Regions from separate parts of the Homo sapiens genome. Here region 2 is linked to region 1. Evidence: read pairs that join two places in POLR2A ChIA-PET (ENCODE). Cell type or tissue: GM12878. All regions are shown on one strand. Links, peaks and the distances in the headings refer to the core of each region. The heading gives the core; the rest is flanking DNA. Region 1 overlaps PGLYRP4 (peptidoglycan recognition protein 4). Region 2 has its middle 20 kb from the start of PGLYRP3.

Region 1 (8,326 bases), core at 313-8,312:
TTTGGTTATCCATACAGTGCCTCTCCTATGGTGACTACCCAGTAAATATTAGTTCCCTTTCCCCTTCCTTTCAAAGGCTCAGTTTCTGCCCCCAAGGGAAAAGAAGCCCAGTGTACCCAGACCCACTCACTTATAACCAATGTCGCATGACTTGAGCCTGTCTATGTAGAAAGACTGGATGTCCCGGACCAGCAGGCGGCACTCATCAGAAATGTTGCAGGTCCTCCCGGCAGTGTGGATAATGATGCCATACTTCGCTGGGAGAGTCATCCTGGGACAGTGGGTCTCCCTGGCTCCCCACACAGACCGTGGGACAACGCCGGGGCAAGCTGAGGTGGGGCGAGAAACCACAGAGGGTTCATCTTCCCCATCTATGCCAGCCACTTCTCCACCGTAGGCTGATATAATGCTCAGGACCCTCAACTTCCCAAACCCCTCTGGGTCTCCCACCCTGCCCCCAACCACCCTGCCCCCAACAGTGGGACTTGAGAGCAGACAGTGTCCCGCAGTGGGACATGGACATTTTATTCTAAGAATATGTATTTGAGTCATTTGTAATCCATGAAACTCTCTGTCAATGTAAGCGATCATTTATGTTAACAGATGGCACCAGAGATCAAATTTACTCAAGGCTTTAATATAATAGAGATGAATCTTCTTTCAATCTTGATTAAGCCCAAGAAAAGGCTGAAAGTGCTTATTAAATTTACTGTTTTTGATGTTGCTGCTTGTTAAACCCAAAATGGTATCCACCTTTTATTATCTGAATTATGTTGAGCTCTTTCTTTAAAGTCTGTGTAAGTGGTGGTCTAAGTTTTCTGCAGCACTTCAGTCTATTCGTGTTGTTTTGGTTTTTGTATTCAGAAATGTGTGTTTGTGTGTGTTCATGTGTAAACATATGAGTGTATAAATATGTGTATAAATGTGTCCAGTCCCTTTCCATTGTTTCCTCCCTTGCACTTTTCTCCATATAACATCCCAATATGTCACTTATTTATTTGCTTATTGTCTTTCTCTGCCCTCTAGACTGAAACTTCATGAGGCCAGGGACTTTTGCTTTTCATTCCTGAGTATATTTTCAGGGTCTAGAAGGTGTTCAGTAATTGCTTGTTGAGTGATGGAAGAAAGGAGTGTGCATATATGACACCAGGGATAATGCTATGGCTCTTTCATATGAGGAATCTGAGGGACAAAGAGGTGGCCTGGAGGTTTCCTCTCAAGATTTGCCAGCCCCAAGAGTTCAGAGAGTTGGGTGGCCAGTTGCCTTCCAGAAGGAATCTAATGGGCCCTACTGAAAAGGTCACTCCCAATGGTATTTGCGAGTTAGTTGGGGTGAGCCCAGTGGCAGGCCCAGTAGGGCTGAAGAAAGGTCTTACCCTTCTTCAGGCTTGTCTTCTGCCGAGGGGCCAGGCAGTTCTCGCCTTTCCCAAGAAGTGGCTGAACATAACTGGATGACAGGTGGCCCTTCTGGACAGCATAGGTGATTAGGTTTTCCATGGCCGACAGGGCAGCAGGGCTGGGACTGTGGCCTAGAAGAGAGAAATCTGTGGGAAACCTCCACCCAGCCTGAGTTTCAGGGGATCTTTTGGGGAAGGAGAAGATGCTCTGCCAGCCCCTGCACAGCTGATGGAGAGGAAGAAAAGGGAACAGGTTATGCCCCCAGTTGGAGAGGCTGAGAATTAAGGATCTTCCTGGAAAGATCTCTCAGTGGCTCAAAATGAAGTCCTTTCTCATCCCAAATACCTGCCAAACTTCACCTCCTCTCTCCATGAAAGAGCTCAGAAGCAGCACCAAGCCCAGCAGCACCCGCCAGGCCAGGCCAGGGTTTCCCATCAGAAGGGGCCCCTCCAGGCATGTGTCAGGCTCTTTGCCTACAATAACTCATTTAATCAGCAGCACAAACCTCTGAGAGATGCTATTATTAACTGCATTATTTGTGAAGAGGAACTTGAGGCTCTGAGAAGTAATGTGCTCAAGATCCCAAGCTAACGACAAATGGAAATGAGTAGTCATGAAAACAAAAGCAAAAACAAGATAAACACAGAGTCCTCTGGAGTGCTGGGGAAACCACCCAGGAGCTGGAGATAAAAGATATGGACCATGTTCTGATTCCTCTCCTTCTAGCTGTGTCACTTGGGGTCATCGACCTCTCTGAAACCCAGACTGCACCTCTGCACAACAGGGGTCATGAAATCTACCTGGACTCTCTCAAAAGGTACTGGAAGGGGAAAATGAGAAACTAGGTATGTAAGATCTCTGTTAACGGGAAAGGGTACACAAATTCAAAGGAATGGTCCTGGAGTACATATGTTAAGATGCATGTGGCAAGGGGCCTTGGAGCAACAGTCCAGAAAGAAGTAGAAGAGAGTCAGAGATTAGGGGACCCAGAGTGGTTTTTTTTTAGAAATATATAGAAAATCTAGGAGTAAGAGATGAAAGGAAGAGGTGCCTGGCAGGAACTTGGAAAGCATGGCCCACAGCCACAGAATGGTCAGAGCTCAAGAGGAAGATGTGTTAGTCATTGACATAGAGGAGAGAGCTGAAGCCCAGATAAGCTTGCAGAGAGATGACTGGTCAGCATCTCCACATAAAAGATGGCTAGAGAAAGAGGAGCCTGTTTACAGGGGTTGAGAAGGAAGCCAGGGCAGTAGGAAGAGACCCTTCACAAAGTCATTTCCTGGAAATCAAGGAAGAAGAAAATTCCAAGAGAGAGTGGGTCTTCAGAGAAGTATGAGAAGGATAAGACAGCAGAGTAGCAGATAGCTAGTTCCCATGAAGTGGCCCCTGAGACAAAGGATTAGAGAACTCTTTGGAGAAGGTCAGCTGTGATAACTGTTACCTTTCTTAGTGCCAAAGAAGGCAAAGCCCAGGGAGATGTTGTTGTAGCCTTGGGTGTGCACTCCTTGGATATTCCAGCCAACACCTTCATACACCCTGCCATCATCCCCAACCAGGAAGCTATGGAGCAAGATAATACAGGTTTCATGGCTGGCACTGTAGGACATTCCTGAGAGGTGAAACCACTTACCCAGCCTCAAAATGGAGAAGGACTGAAGCTATGTTCACTAAAAGGAATTTGCATGAACTCTTCCCAGACATTGAAAAGAGCAAGTCATTTATACTAGTCCTTAGAATTCAGAAGGACCCACTCTCACACTCCCTACCCCCTTCCCTTTTCAGAGGCTGCAGTTTTACCATAAATCATTCTACATGCTCAGGAGAAGAGGTCCTAGAGGTTCCATGGTAACTGACCACACAATGGAAGGCTCTTCTGTCTTCCACGCTTCCTTAAACCGGGCTCTCCTACCTCCTCCAAAGTGTGTGCTGCCTGTGTGATCCACGCAGAGCTGTTCATTTGATTTCTCCCTGTCACGTAACTGTCCTACATAGACTTCCCAAGAAATAGCTCCTGAGACAGGGACGAGGATGCAGGCACTTCATCTGCAAAGAGATCTAACAGAGCAGGAGCACCATCATCTCAGACAAACACCACCACTTTAAATTCCAGCTCCCTTTCTAGCCTCATGTATTTCAAGGAAATCACTTCTCTTCTAAAAAACAAGCAGCCAGAAAGAGCAGACAGTAAAACACAGATAAGACAGCTCAGGCGCAGAGAGGGGTGGGAGGAAAGTCCCTTGAGTAACTGCCAAACTTCACCCTCATACAATTGGCCCCAGTAAAACAGTGGGCCTTAATAAGCACATTCCTTTCCCTTCAGGTGCACTAAGATAAGGAAGCTAAAAGCAGACTGGGGGGCGGTGGGGATATGCCTGCAGCTGCAGAAAGATGTATGGGAACAGACACACAACTGTCCCTCCCAGATAAGCACGACAAAGACACAGAAGCAGTCCAAGCCTCTGATAAACTCTCCCACCCTGAAACCTTAAAAACTCTTAGTCTGTAAGAGAGTAGGCTCTGACCTAACTTGGCCAAAAGCCTCTCTCAGTTTTGTTTTTTCTAAAATAAACCAGTCCTCGACTGTCGAGCCACCTTTCATGGTTCTTTCCTCTTTAATTCTTACAGGATCCCAGAAGCCAGGGTGAGGAGAGTGAGACAGAAGGAAGAAAGCCAGCAAAGTATGTGAAATTGGGCTGGCTCACAGTGGCTACCTGTGACTCCACCCCACCCTGTGGCCTTCCCAGGAGCTGTGTACATGCGCTTTAGAACTGCCTCTCATAAGGGCTGGGGTTGAGGAGGCTACACACCAAGCCCTGTCCCCCAGGAAGGCATTCACTCCCTTTTGTCGTCAGGGGCTGGGGGAAGGTCTGAAGCAGGAAAGCAGAGAGATGTGTTGGGCACTTGAGGCAGGAAGCCATCACTGCACTCAGGAACTGTCCACAGCTAGCCAAAGTCAGAGGTGAGCCAAGGGCATGTGGTATGGGCACCAGTACGACCTACTAGAGCGATCATTACAGGAACAGATGGACATTTGCCTCACTGAGGCTGGAGCCCATGTGTGTGGTGTGGAGGAGCACGCCAGGGATGAAGAGAGCCAGTTTAGGCTCCATGGGTCCATAGATATGTGACCTCAAATTAATCAGCCTCCCTCCCTTGGGCCCCTCTTCCCAGGGCAAAGAGATGGTGACACCTGCCTACCAGTCGGGAGAGCTAAAGCCCTCATGTATGAGGAAGTCGTTTGCAATCTGTAGTGTGCTGTGCAAGCCAGGGTTGGGGGAGGGTAGAGAATACAGTTATTACTTAACCTTCCTTGCTTCCTCCTGGGAGCTCTCAGAGACAGGCACCTCACAGAAAAATCCAAAGGATTGGGAGTTTCATGGGGGTTTTAAATATTTTATTCATTATAAAACATATAGGACCACAACCCAGAAAATGAGGAAAAGGGATGAGAAGGGACAGGAGAAGCATCCCAGGGAAGCAACACTGACCATGTGCCGTGGGACCCAGACCCAGCTCTTACTTGTAGGCCACATCACACCCACTGTTGTTGTGGACATGATGGGCCTGCAGTTCCCGCAGTCTCTGGCTGCAGACTGTCTGGTCGTGACACTCCAGTCCAGGGACATGGTGTATAACAAGGACATTCACTGGCGTGGTCAGCTGAATACTGCAGCCAACAGCTTCTGCCCCCCATGCCTTGCGAGAGACCGTGGTGGAGACATCTGTGGGAAGGCCTTGGGGACGTCACTCAGCGCACCTGCCCCATCACTACCGCATTAGCCCGCCAAGCTGAACATGCAGGCATGGGCTGTGTCGGCCCCTTGGTAGTGGAAGAGCCTTCAGCAGGCAGGTGCACCTGCCCTGCCCACCTCTACATACCCATCTCTCCAACACTCACCCCGAACACAGACTCTGCACCTGGCCAGGGAGCCTAATGCTTTGCTCCCCCATCCCATAATGTCCCCTACTCATCTCCTCCCCTGCTGTGGTCCAGGCTCTGCACTTCAGGAAGCATCACCTGCTTATCCCTGGGGAAAGCCCTGAGCAGCCTGGCTTGGTGTCACCTCAGCATTCAATGTGTGCTCTCTGATCATTTCCTCTGCGGTTCTGAGTGTTCCCTGAGGGGACTGCATCTTCTCCCCCCAGCAGGGGCTATGTCTCCCCCTCAGTCTGAGGACTTCCTGAGGGCAAGGTTTGGGTCTCCCTCCACAGGGAGTCCCTGTCTGCAGAGGCTGTTTCCCCTCTTCCTGGGTTTCTAGCCCTCCAGCACCAGCCTTCCATCCCAAGGACCTGGGTAATTAATGCAGGTGGTTTACTGGTACTGCTCTCTGCACTTCAACCCCATTTTCCCCCTCCCAGTCACATGTGGCTTTGCAGACCTCAGAAACATTTCCGATCACATGAAAAACCCCAGCTCGTCCCAAAACCCCCTTACTATCCAGATCCAGTTTACCTTTTTCAGTGAGCTGGGAGATGTTCTCAAATAGGTACTGGAGCCCCTCTGATACCTGTTTAGCTTGTGTTTTGTTCCAGGAGGAATCACCTGCAAAGGAATATCCCATTTTGCATCAGAGAGCACCAATACCAGCCATCATGGTGGCACCAGCTCTGAACAGAAACAGCCATCCCCTCTCCACTGCCCCTCTGCCTCCTCAAATCCCAGAGCCTCCTCTAAGAAATCTCTCTGGGCTGACCAGAGGGCCACCTCTAATAGCAGCAGGTGGCATAACTTCCTTCCATGCCAACTCTGGGAAATCCCCTGGGATAGGCAAGGAGTTGGAAATGTTATCCTTTTCTCATGAGCTGTATCTACACACACAATTGGCGGGGAAAAAAAAAAAACTAGAAATGTATTCAGACACTTCAAAACCACAAAGTCCTCTCTTGTGTGCATTTTACCGAAGCAATGGGGAAGCGTGTGTGAAGAAGGGGTTAGAATTACCTGCACGGCTCAGACCAGTTCCCCCGGGATTGATTTTAGGGACGTGTGCTATGCCCATTCTCCTGTCTGAAGGCCCATGGGGGATGGGCAGGGTGTTGATTGAGACCCTTACCCACAAGGAGCTTTCTCTTATTGACAAGCACAAACCCAAGCCATAGGCTGGACTCTGATTGACATCATAATAACACAAATGTAATCCTTGCTCCTGTTTATTTGCTTTTACTGCCCACGTATTGCTATATCTTCAGGTGCATTATCTCATTTAATCCTCACAGTGAGTTTAGGAAGTCATAACTATCTCAATTTTCAGATGGGAAAATAAGGGTTTATAGAGCTTAATTGCTTGTTTAAAATCATTCCTAGAGGCAGAGCGAGGACTTGAATCCAGGTCTATAGGCTCCAAGTTCTGTGCTCTATGTACAATCTATTCTTTCTCCTTAAGAGAGAGTAGGTTTTGGGGGATTTTTTCGTTTTGTTTTGTTTTTTGTTTGTTTGTTTGTTTGAGACGGACTCTCACTCTGTCACCAGGCTGGAGTGCAGTGGCTCAATCTCGGCTCACTACAACCTCTGCCTCCCGGGTTCAAGCAGTTCTCTCATGCCTCCCTCCCGAGTAGTTGGGACTACAGGAGCGCGCCAGATGGAGTTTCACCATGTTGGCCAGGATGGTCTCGATCTCTTGACCTCCTTATCTGCATGCCTCGGCTTCCCAAAGTGCTGGGATTAGAGGCGTGAGCAACTGCGCCCGGCCAAGAGAGAATGGGTTTGTTTTTGTTTGTTTGTTGGTTTGTTTGTTTTTTGAGACAAGTTCTCGCTCTGTCACCCAGGTTGGAGTGCAGTGGCACGATCTCATCTCACTACAACCTCCATCTCCTGGCTTCAAGCAATTCTCCTACCTCAGCCTCCCTCCTGAGTAGCTGGAACTAGAGGCATGTGCCACCACACCCAGCTAATTTTTGTATTTTTAGTAGAGACGTGGTTTCACCATGTTGGCCAGGATGGTCTCGATCTCTTAACCTCGTGATCTGCCCACCTAGGCCTCCCAAAGTGCTGGGATTACAAGCATAAGCCACCACCCCTGGCCAAGAGAGAGTAGTTTTTTTTGTTGTTGTTTGTTTGTTTTTGAGACAAGTTCTTCCTCTGTCACTCAGGCTGGAGTGCAGTGGTGGGATCTCGGCTCACTGCAGCCTTGAACTCCTCAGGCTCAGATGGACAGTAGGTATTTTTTAATTCCTATTATGAGACTTTAGGATCACCCTTCTCGGTTGCTTTTTGGCCCAGGGAAAGAAAACTTACCCCAGGCCTGGATACCCAGAGCAGAGAAGACAAGAAGCCACGGCAGCATCCCCACGTGGTCCCAGGACACCAATCTGGAGAGTGTGGATGGCAGCCTGAGAGAGACGCTGACAGTTGTTAACATGACCATTCTCAATCTGCAGAGCATCCCAAACCCTGACTGCAGTGGGTGCCATCTGCCTCCTCTACCATCCTGTGGCCTCCTGAGGGCCAGCACCTGCTTCAGTCTTCTCAGGGCCCCCAGCATACAGCAGGTGCTCAGCATCCCTGTCCTATTATTACCCGAGGAACTCAATTTCATCACGTGCCCACGGCGTGCAAGGCTGTGTACACACTTGCACATGCAGTCTTATTTAATTAGTCCTCACACTAATCCTGTCATGTAAGACTGTTAACCCCCATTTTTACAGACAAAGGAAGTAAGATCCAAGAATGGTACAACCGAGAAATCCAGACTCATATGGATGGGTCTTATGCAGAGAATCCCTTCCCAGCTGGGAATATGCCAGATGAGGGAGATATAGGAGTAGGAGGGGTTCCTAGTTCTAGGGCAGAGGAAATCCAATCCTTAACACTCTTTCTGGTGGATTCCAGTCCCTTTGCTGGAAGAGGGCTTCTGAAGAAGAAACACATACTCAACTCACAGATATCTGTGGGTCCTGTGCTGTCCCAGCCCAGCAGGTCAGGGTGCAG
Region 2 (8,326 bases), core at 213-8,212, 52 kb before region 1:
AGTTCCTCTGACCTCCAACTCTTGGGACAGACAGCCTCACCACTCTGGCCCCTGATGTGCCAAGAGCAGTTTTGTGGCCAGACGTACCAGGATGCCAACCACCCCCACCCCCCACCCGTGTAGCAAGCAACTGTCCCAGCAGGTTTGTATCTCCAGCCATTCTCCCTCCCTTTCTGTGCCTGTACCTGCTGGGTGCCCTGCCTCCTCATTAGGCAGGTCTGGGCAATGGCTCAGCTAAGGGCGCTCCCACTCCACACCCACCAGGGCTGGCCCAGCCCCAGCCCTGACCATGGAGCCAGCTCACCTGCACCACCTACTGGCGAGGCAGGGCAGGACTCCAGCGCCCTTCTGCTGCTATTCCCTAAACCCCGCTTCCACACCAACAGCCGCTGGGACTTAGGGCCCACACTAGGACTCTTAGACTCCAAAGCATTTCAGACCTGGAAAAGGCCCAGGTCACCAGTTGCAACCCCAGTTTTACAAAAGAAGATACTGAAGCTATTCGTTCATTCCACAAATATTTATGGGGCTACCATTACGTGCTGGTGTATCTGGCATCACTCAGGAGCTAGGGACGCACTGGGGAGGTCCTGCCCTCATAAATGGAACAGGCCAGTGAGGAAGACAGATATAAAATAAATAGCCACAGAATTAAAGATAAGCTTTAAATGGCGCAACGTTGGAAAGGGAAAAGTTTATGAATGAATTTATGGCTGGCAGAAGGAGGGCTCCTCTCTGAAGACATGACCTTAAGACTGGAAACTGAAGGTTGAATATAAATTGGCCAGAAAAAGAAATGAAGGTGGGAGAAACATTCTAGACAGAGGAAACAGTATGTGAGAAGGCCCTGATGTCCACAGCCTATGAACAGAAGGCCCTGTCAACAATGGGGCTCCGGAGCTCTGGGGCTCCGACTCACCTCATGAGGAGAAGAGCCCGTGAGGCACATATCTGTTGTCTGGTGGGTCCATCCCTCCCTCATCCCCCTCATCTCTAAATGAAAGCCCTCCTAAGGGAAGGCAATATTGCTTGCTCTTACTTTAGTCGGTTTGAACATATGTATTTTATCCTTCAACTTCATAATATTGTGAGTTCTTCCTCTCTTTCCTTTAGATAGCAACCCAGAGAATTTCACTGTTGCCCAAATTTGACAGAATAGCAAACCAAGAAGGTTGATCAAGTATCCTTGGCTTCATTGAAACTAGCATCTAAACCAAGACTCCCTGTGCTTTTAAACAGCAACACACCTTTAACTTCCTTAAACACCAGAAGGCTATGCATCATGAAGCTCCATGCAGACTCCACAGCACTAATCAAGCATAAGAGTCCTTCCACGTGTCACCCTTGGCTTACTATATGAACACCACACTGTTACCAACATGCCTGGTTCAGTATTAGGGTGGTGTGCCCAAAGTTCACTTGGAGGGCTAAGGGCCAGCTCATGGTCACTTGGCCACAATACCATAAAATGCACCCCTGAAATATGAACCTCATCACATGTGTGTAAAAAGACTAAGAGAAGAAAGGCAAGTAGGAATGAAGTTAAGGGATATTCTTGCCTTTCAGGGAAAGTCAATAATGAAAATTCCAGATTTGGGATCCATAAGAATATTGGTGATAAATGAAATGATTGTGGGCATTCAATAAGGAAAATGGACTAATGAATAATAATGAGCACTGGTGTTGGTACCCCACACACACACAAACACATACTTCAGCAGTCACAGAATTCCTCTTTCCCTCAGCAGTCACAGAATTACCACGATTGGATGATAGATAGTACCTGTCAGTGCTCTTGTGGGTGACAATGAACAGAAGCAGAGACTTGTGGCTAATGGATTACCATCGGCCTGGAGGTAGATCTCTGCAAAACCTACACGAGGCTATGGTGGTGCGGAGAAACAGACACTACCTAAGTTGAGTCTGTTATTCATGTATAAAGTGGGGGGGATAATAGTGCCCTCCTCACAAGGTTCTCGTGAAGGTCAAATGGGGTGATCTATGCAAAAGTTCCTAATACTCATTGCCCAATACATGTGGATACTTGGGGCATGGGTGATAACGAAGGATTTGAATAAAAATGCTGGGCCGGGGTAATCCCAACACTTTGGGAGGCCAAGGTGGGTGGAGCCCTTGAGCCCAGGAGACCAAGGAGCACTTCAAGACCTGCCTGGGCAACATGGTGAAACCTTGTCTTTACGAAAAATACAAAAATTAGCCAAGCATGGTGGTGCACACCTATAGTCCCAGCTAATCAGGAGGCTGAGGTGGGAGAATGGCTCAAGCCCTGGAGGTCAAGGCTGCAGTGAGCTGAGACCATGCCACTGCACTCCAGCCTGGGTGACAGAGTGAGACCCTGTCTCAAAAAAAAAAAAAAAAAAAAAAAACCTGAAGATAAAGACGTGAGCAATGACACATAGAGGATGACAACATCAAAATTCAAAAAGATTTCAACAGATTTGAACAAAAGGGAACACCACTAATACGACACTAAATCAAGACAAACCAGAGTCTTGCAGTTAGGTTGAAAAACAGGCCTGGTGAAGGCAGGAAGGGATGAGAGGTGGGTTAATAGCAATCATGATGAAGTGGAAGCTGATGGCATGATGCGGTGGCCAGAGAGGTAAAGCAATCTTGGGCTGCATTGCTATGGCCAGGGTTGTTATTACCACATGAATTCAGAGCTACAGCATTTACAGAGGGTTTCACATGTACCACCTATTAATTGAAGAATGTTGTTAGATCAAGGGAAGTGATTACTCCAATGAACCCTGAGTCAGAGGATCCCTGGAATTTTGTCTTCTGCCAGTCACCAAATGTAAAAGGAATATAAGTAACCAAACAGCCAGTGTGATATGGGCAAAGGAACAAAAACTCAGCTCAGCATTGACACGCACTAGCTATGTGACCTTAAGGAAATGACTTAATCTCTCCAAGCTGAGCCTCAGTTTTCTCAATAGAACAGCAGTTCCTGCCCTGTAGAACTGTCTTGAGGATTAGATGAAATCCCATATACCATGTGCCTACCACAGAGTCTGCAAGCAGAAAAGACAATCAATTGCCATTAGGCCCGCAGCCCCCTCAGTTATCCACTTATGGGTATCTGCTCTGTAGTTCTGCTGGAACCTGGTTTCATTTCAAGTCAGTTTCCTTCTCACCCCTTAGTCATTACACACTGGGTCCTTCCCCCATCCTCACCCCAGTCGGAGCTGAGTGGGGACAGACCCAGACAAAGCCACTGTACTTGCCCCCTTCCCCGAGACATGCCACTGGACCATCACAGCACATGTTCCCCAGATCTGAGGCTCAGCATGTCCAAAATGCTGACGGAGCACCTGCTACACACCAGGACTAGGTACGTAGTATGAGTGTACTAACTGGGTTCCTGCTTTCACAGAGCTTATAATCTAGTGGGAAATTCAGATGATTAAAACATGTATACAGACAGAGAGAGAAAAACACATAAATAAGTAATTATAAGTGAACATAGTAGAGGGAAATCCTAATTTGGGGACCTCAAGAGCTAGGCTCTTAGATGAAGTGGCACATGAGCTGAGCACTGGAGAGAGAGGAGGAAACTCCCCAGCTCCCCTCCCAGGCAGGCAGCTGCTTAACTTTTGGGTACCAGAGGGCTCTCAGCCACTCTGAGAGGGAGCCCCAGCTCCCCACCCATGGGGTGACACTTCTTACTCCAGCCTACCATGGAAAGTTCCCAAGAGGTCCCTGTCACACGTCCTGGGAGCTCCACCCCTGCCCACCAGTCCTTCGACCTAATAACACCTTCCCCTCTTGCAGGGCCAGGCTCTAATTAACGCCCCGCCTGACGGAACCTGCTGGGCCAGAAACACACTGGGTGTGCTCAGTCTGGCTCCCAAATGCATACCTTCCCCAGAGCCACCCTGCCCCTGGCCTTCTGACCCTCTCCTCCCACTCCCAGCACCCCCGCAGCCCTGGGGCAGGGTGTGGAGATGATTTTCAGGGCGCAGCGAGGAGATAATTTGTGGGTGTCTACTGTACTGAGACTCAGACCCACTTCCCCCACTAATCCTTTCACACTGCCATATTCTAGATGTTGGTGAAAGAGAAGAGAAAGAATAAAGACAGGCACGAACAGGAGCAGAAGGGCAGACAGACAGAAAATGAGGAGCATGAAGAAACAGGCAGGGAGGCAGCGTGAGAGAAAAGAAGAGGCCGAGAGGGAGGGGAGGGAGGCACAGACACACACAAGACACAATGTTGGAAAGAAAAAAGCCCACAACGTGAAGAGGAAGAGCCCAGGAAGCATGGGGAAGGGTGGCAGGAAGCTCAGGAAGAAAGGTTTTCCTAAGTCAGCCAGTCGGAAGAAAGCCACCGCCAGGGGAGCAGCTGCAGTTGCGTTTCCCGCGCACCACACCCCACCACACCCACCACCCACAGCCCCAGAGGCTGCATCCACCACAGTGAGGGGTCACAGGAGCCTCCACAGGGGCGGGGTTGGAGGGCATTGGTGCTGGAGAAGATAGGATGTCTCCCCCAGATCTCACCAGCAGAGGGGAAGCCGCCAGAGGGTAAGGGGGAAGGATGGCCTGGCATTAAGAGGGAGTTCCCTGTGAGAAATCTGCGGAGGCTCAACAGTGGAGACACTGGGATTTTCCGCTCTGCGGTAAGCGTCTGAGACCAGCTGAGGGAGACACTGCCTCTGCCCAACCCATCCTGGCTTTCCTCCTACAGACGCTTAGGTGGCCCCAGCAGTGTGCCAGGCCCTGTACTGGCCCAGGAGACGGAGCGAGGGGAGCAGGTGCAGCCCTCGGGGAGTCCAAGCCGGCAGGGAGAAGGCACGCGGGCAGCAAAGAGGCACTACGAGGCCGGGGCCGAGTCCATGGGCGCTTGCGGTGGGAGACGCCATTTCTAGTTTGGAGAAGCAGGTTCTGGAAGAGCAAGCCTTTGAAAAGCAGCTAAAAAAAAAAAAGTGGGATTGGAGAGGTCAAGAGAGGGGAAGTTGTGCAGGCAAAGGCAGGAACATGTGAAAGCCCAGCGTGTGAGACTGCAAGTGACCCGCACGGGCTTGTTCTGTGGGAAAGAGATTATGGAGGCCCTAACCGACATACTCGTGTGTTGTTAGTTGACTCAGTGGGGAAGGAGAGGCCATACCATGATTTTAGCAGAGGGGTGATAGGAATCATGCCGTGCCTCAACCTCAGAACCTGGGTGCTCCTTCCTCTACTTAACTCATGGGGCGACTTGAACAGGTCATCTACCTCCTTCCGGTTCAGTGTTCCGTGAAACAGGAGGCTTTAACCAGATTGATATTCACTATGCTGGAACCAAAGAAAACTTTGGAGTCTTTTTTTCCCAGCTTATAATCATGGACAACCACTGAGTCGATGAGCTCTGGGCCCTTCCCACCCTGACAATGCCGGGGGCCATGAAGGGGCTGTGCCCCCTCCTTCACCGTGGGCTGCTTCAAACCTGCCCCACCCACTTGCAGGCCTGCCTGGCTCCTCCCTGCTCATCACCAGGTCTGGGCACAATCTGCACCAATTTTCCCCAGGCAGCTGCGGTTGATGCCCACGAAGGCACATCCTTCCTGCCACAGTCAAACAGGAGTAACAGACAGCAACAATCACACGCCTCACCCGATGCCAGTGGAATGGTTCTTCAATGCTGAGCACGAGTTCTCAGACCCTTACACCTGATCATTCATTTAACCCTGGCGATAATCCTCTGAGGGGGGTGTTAGTATTGCCCCTCACTCTAAATGATTAAGGGGAAGCTGGGAAGAATTTCTCTATAAAAGAACACAGGAGAAGCAAACTGCCTGGAATAAGCTGCCTTGAATTTGCCTTGGAAGAGCGTTTGCTGGCTGGGCACAGTGGCTCACGCTGTAACCCCAGCACTTTGGGAGGCCGAGGCAGGTGGATCACAAGGTCAAGAGATCAAGACCATCCTGGCCAACATAGTGAAACCTCGTCTCTACTAGAAATACAAAAATTAGCCAGGCGTGGTGGCAGGCGCCTATAGTCCCAGCTACTCAGGAGGCTGAGACAGGAGAATTGCTTGAACCCAGGAGGTGGAGGTTGCAGTGAGCCGAGATAGTGCCACTGCACTACAGCCTGGGCAACAGAGCAAGACTGTGTCTCAAGAAAACAGGAAGGAAGGAAGGAAGGAAGGGGCATTTGCCGGTTGAGTGCTCTGATTTTACTTAGTATGTTTAAGATCAATAAAAGTAGATAATTTGGGAAAAACAATAATCCAGACCATGCAGTATTTTTTCTTGAGACAGAGTCTTGCTCTGCCGCCCAGGCTGGAGTGCAGTGGCGCTATCTCGGTTCACTGCAACCTCCACCTCCCGGGTTCAAGCAATTCTCCTGTCTCAGCCCCACGAGTAGCTGGGACTACAAGCACCTGCCACCACACCTGGCTAATTTTTGTTTTTTTAGTAGAGACGGAGTTTCACCTTGTTGGTCAGGCTGGTCTTGAATTCCTAACTTCAGGTGATCCACCCGCCTTGGCTTCCCACAGTGCTGGCATTGCAGGCATGAGCCACCGCGCCCAGCCAATATTGTTGTTTTGAGGCCTTCATGAGTGCTGATGGAGTTGGGGAGTCTACAGTCTCTTCTAAAGTTCATAAGGGATGGAGGTTGGGGAGGGAGGTCAATGAGTCCCTAAGGCCTGGGAATGGTGTTTAAATCAAAAAGAGGAGACCCTCTATTTTGGAGGATTATAAGGAAGGCCAAGAATTATAAGGATACCTTTTTCATGAAACCATTTCTCAGCATCTCAGTCTACCCCTCTGGCTACTTCCTGCATGAGGGGATGTTAAACTCACCCCTGCTGGGGAAGGTTCCTCTGGGAAGCCTGTGCCCACACCCCACCCCTCCACCAGAAGGGGGCTAGCAGGAGTGTCACTTCTTACTGCAGGAGGAAGACCTTTCACTACAGGAGTTCTACTGGAGCCACCTTCCTCTGATTGTATAAATGGAGCAAGAGTTCTGAGTCTCCCTGGGCTTATGTGACCCTCTAGACAAACCACTCTTCCCCTGCTTACATAACCAGGATGCCATAGGGCAAATGACAAATGGACAGAATCAATCTAATGAGATCGGAGGGACCGTTTTGAAAGCACAGAGCTGTATACAGATTAGGCCGTTAAAGCCTGCTTTGTAAGAGACGTGAAACACTGGAAGCAAAGACACAGCATCAGTACTCAAAACATGTACAGGGGGAAGAAAGCCCATGTTTCTGGCACCCCTTCTTCCTCCTTCCCTCTTTAAACCAAAAATAAAGCTCTAATCCCCACAACTGACTGACGAACCTCCATCTTGGCCAAGGGTATTCCAAAGGAAACCTGAAAATCTAGTTCAGGCCATGTTGGGAAGTGGGGTCAGACATGGCTCATTATACCCTTCTCCCTTAGGGATTCAGGCACAACTGACCAGCATTAACCTTAAAACAGAGATCTTAAGACTGACCAAACAGACTGTTGCTATAAGATATCAACATGACAGTTAGCAGATCCTGAAAGAAATTGAAGTATTTTACCCCAAACTATATTTATTTGACATATTTTGAAATGGCCCTGTAAAGCTGTCTCTTGTGGGGAAAATTCCCATTCTGTAGAGAATTCCCTTCCCTCTCCAGGTCTTTTCCCTGATCCAGGAGAGAATTGACTAAGAGTCTGGCTCCTTTTAGGTCTGATAAGAGCTCCGCAGCCTGCTACCTGGAGGTTTCATGTGCATGATAAACCGTGGTCTCCACAATCCCCATCTTAACCCAGACATTCCTTTCTATTGGTTGGAGGTCTTTAGATAATAACTCTTTCAACCAATTGCCAATCAGAAAATCTTTGAATTCACTTATGACTTGGACGCCCCCCCCGCCACCCACCCACCTCCTGCTTGGAGTTGTCCCACCTTTCCAGCGAAACCAATATACATCTTACATGTATCGATTGATGTCTCATGTCTCCCTAAAATATATAAAACCAAACTGTAGCCTGACCACGTTGGGTACATGTTCTCAGGATCTGCTGGGGCTGTGCCACAGGCCGTGGTCACTAATATTTGGCTTAGAATAAATCTCTTCAAATATTTTACACAGTTTGACTCTTTGTCAACACCTTCCCTTGTTTCCAGATCAAAACCCGTGAAAACAAGAGCCAGCTCACGTGCTTCCGGTAAACAGCAGTACGTCATCATGCCCCCATCTGAAGAAAAGGAGCTTCCCTCTGGGCAAGAGGAGCCCAGGTAGGGAGGGCTACAGAGCACCAGGGCTCTGGGCTCTCTCTCAGCCCAACACCCAGTGGGACCCAGCCAGGCAAGGGCAAGTGGCAGGCACTGGGCAGCTT

Evidence for each region. Peaks named below come from ENCODE experiments on the same cell type or tissue, not always from the same donor. Only the 100,000 strongest peaks of a DNase experiment are listed, where the experiment ranks them.
Region 2: POLR2A ChIA-PET joins it to region 1 with 11 read pairs; 3 of 35 experiments call an interaction of 5 or more read pairs at or near these places.

Annotation. Positions count from the first base shown.
Region 1 is chr1:153,340,251-153,348,576 of GRCh38, forward strand. It overlaps PGLYRP4 (peptidoglycan recognition protein 4), which reads right to left. Exons shown (of 9, transcript NM_020393.4): 1 at 8,278-8,326; 2 at 7,634-7,728; 3 at 5,852-5,941; 4 at 4,919-5,132; 5 at 2,840-2,958; 6 at 1,377-1,529; 7 at 131-329. The coding sequence starts at 7,682. Among named protein-coding and RNA genes, the nearest start is that of PGLYRP4, 4.4 kb to the right of the region's middle. RefSeq lists enhancers at 4,006-4,085, 4,892-5,111. In GM12878, for the core only: no CTCF peak of the experiment used is centred there; DNase peaks (open chromatin) are centred at 3,908, 5,491, 5,751, 6,275 and 2 weaker places; H3K4me3 peaks cover 3,716 bases; H3K27ac peaks cover 5,334 bases.
Region 2 is chr1:153,288,536-153,296,861 of GRCh38, forward strand. No RefSeq gene overlaps it. Among named protein-coding and RNA genes, the nearest start is that of PGLYRP3, 20 kb to the right of the region's middle. RefSeq lists an enhancer at 3,319-3,398. In GM12878, for the core only: a CTCF peak has its summit at 311 (motif pointing left); a DNase peak (open chromatin) is centred at 3,306.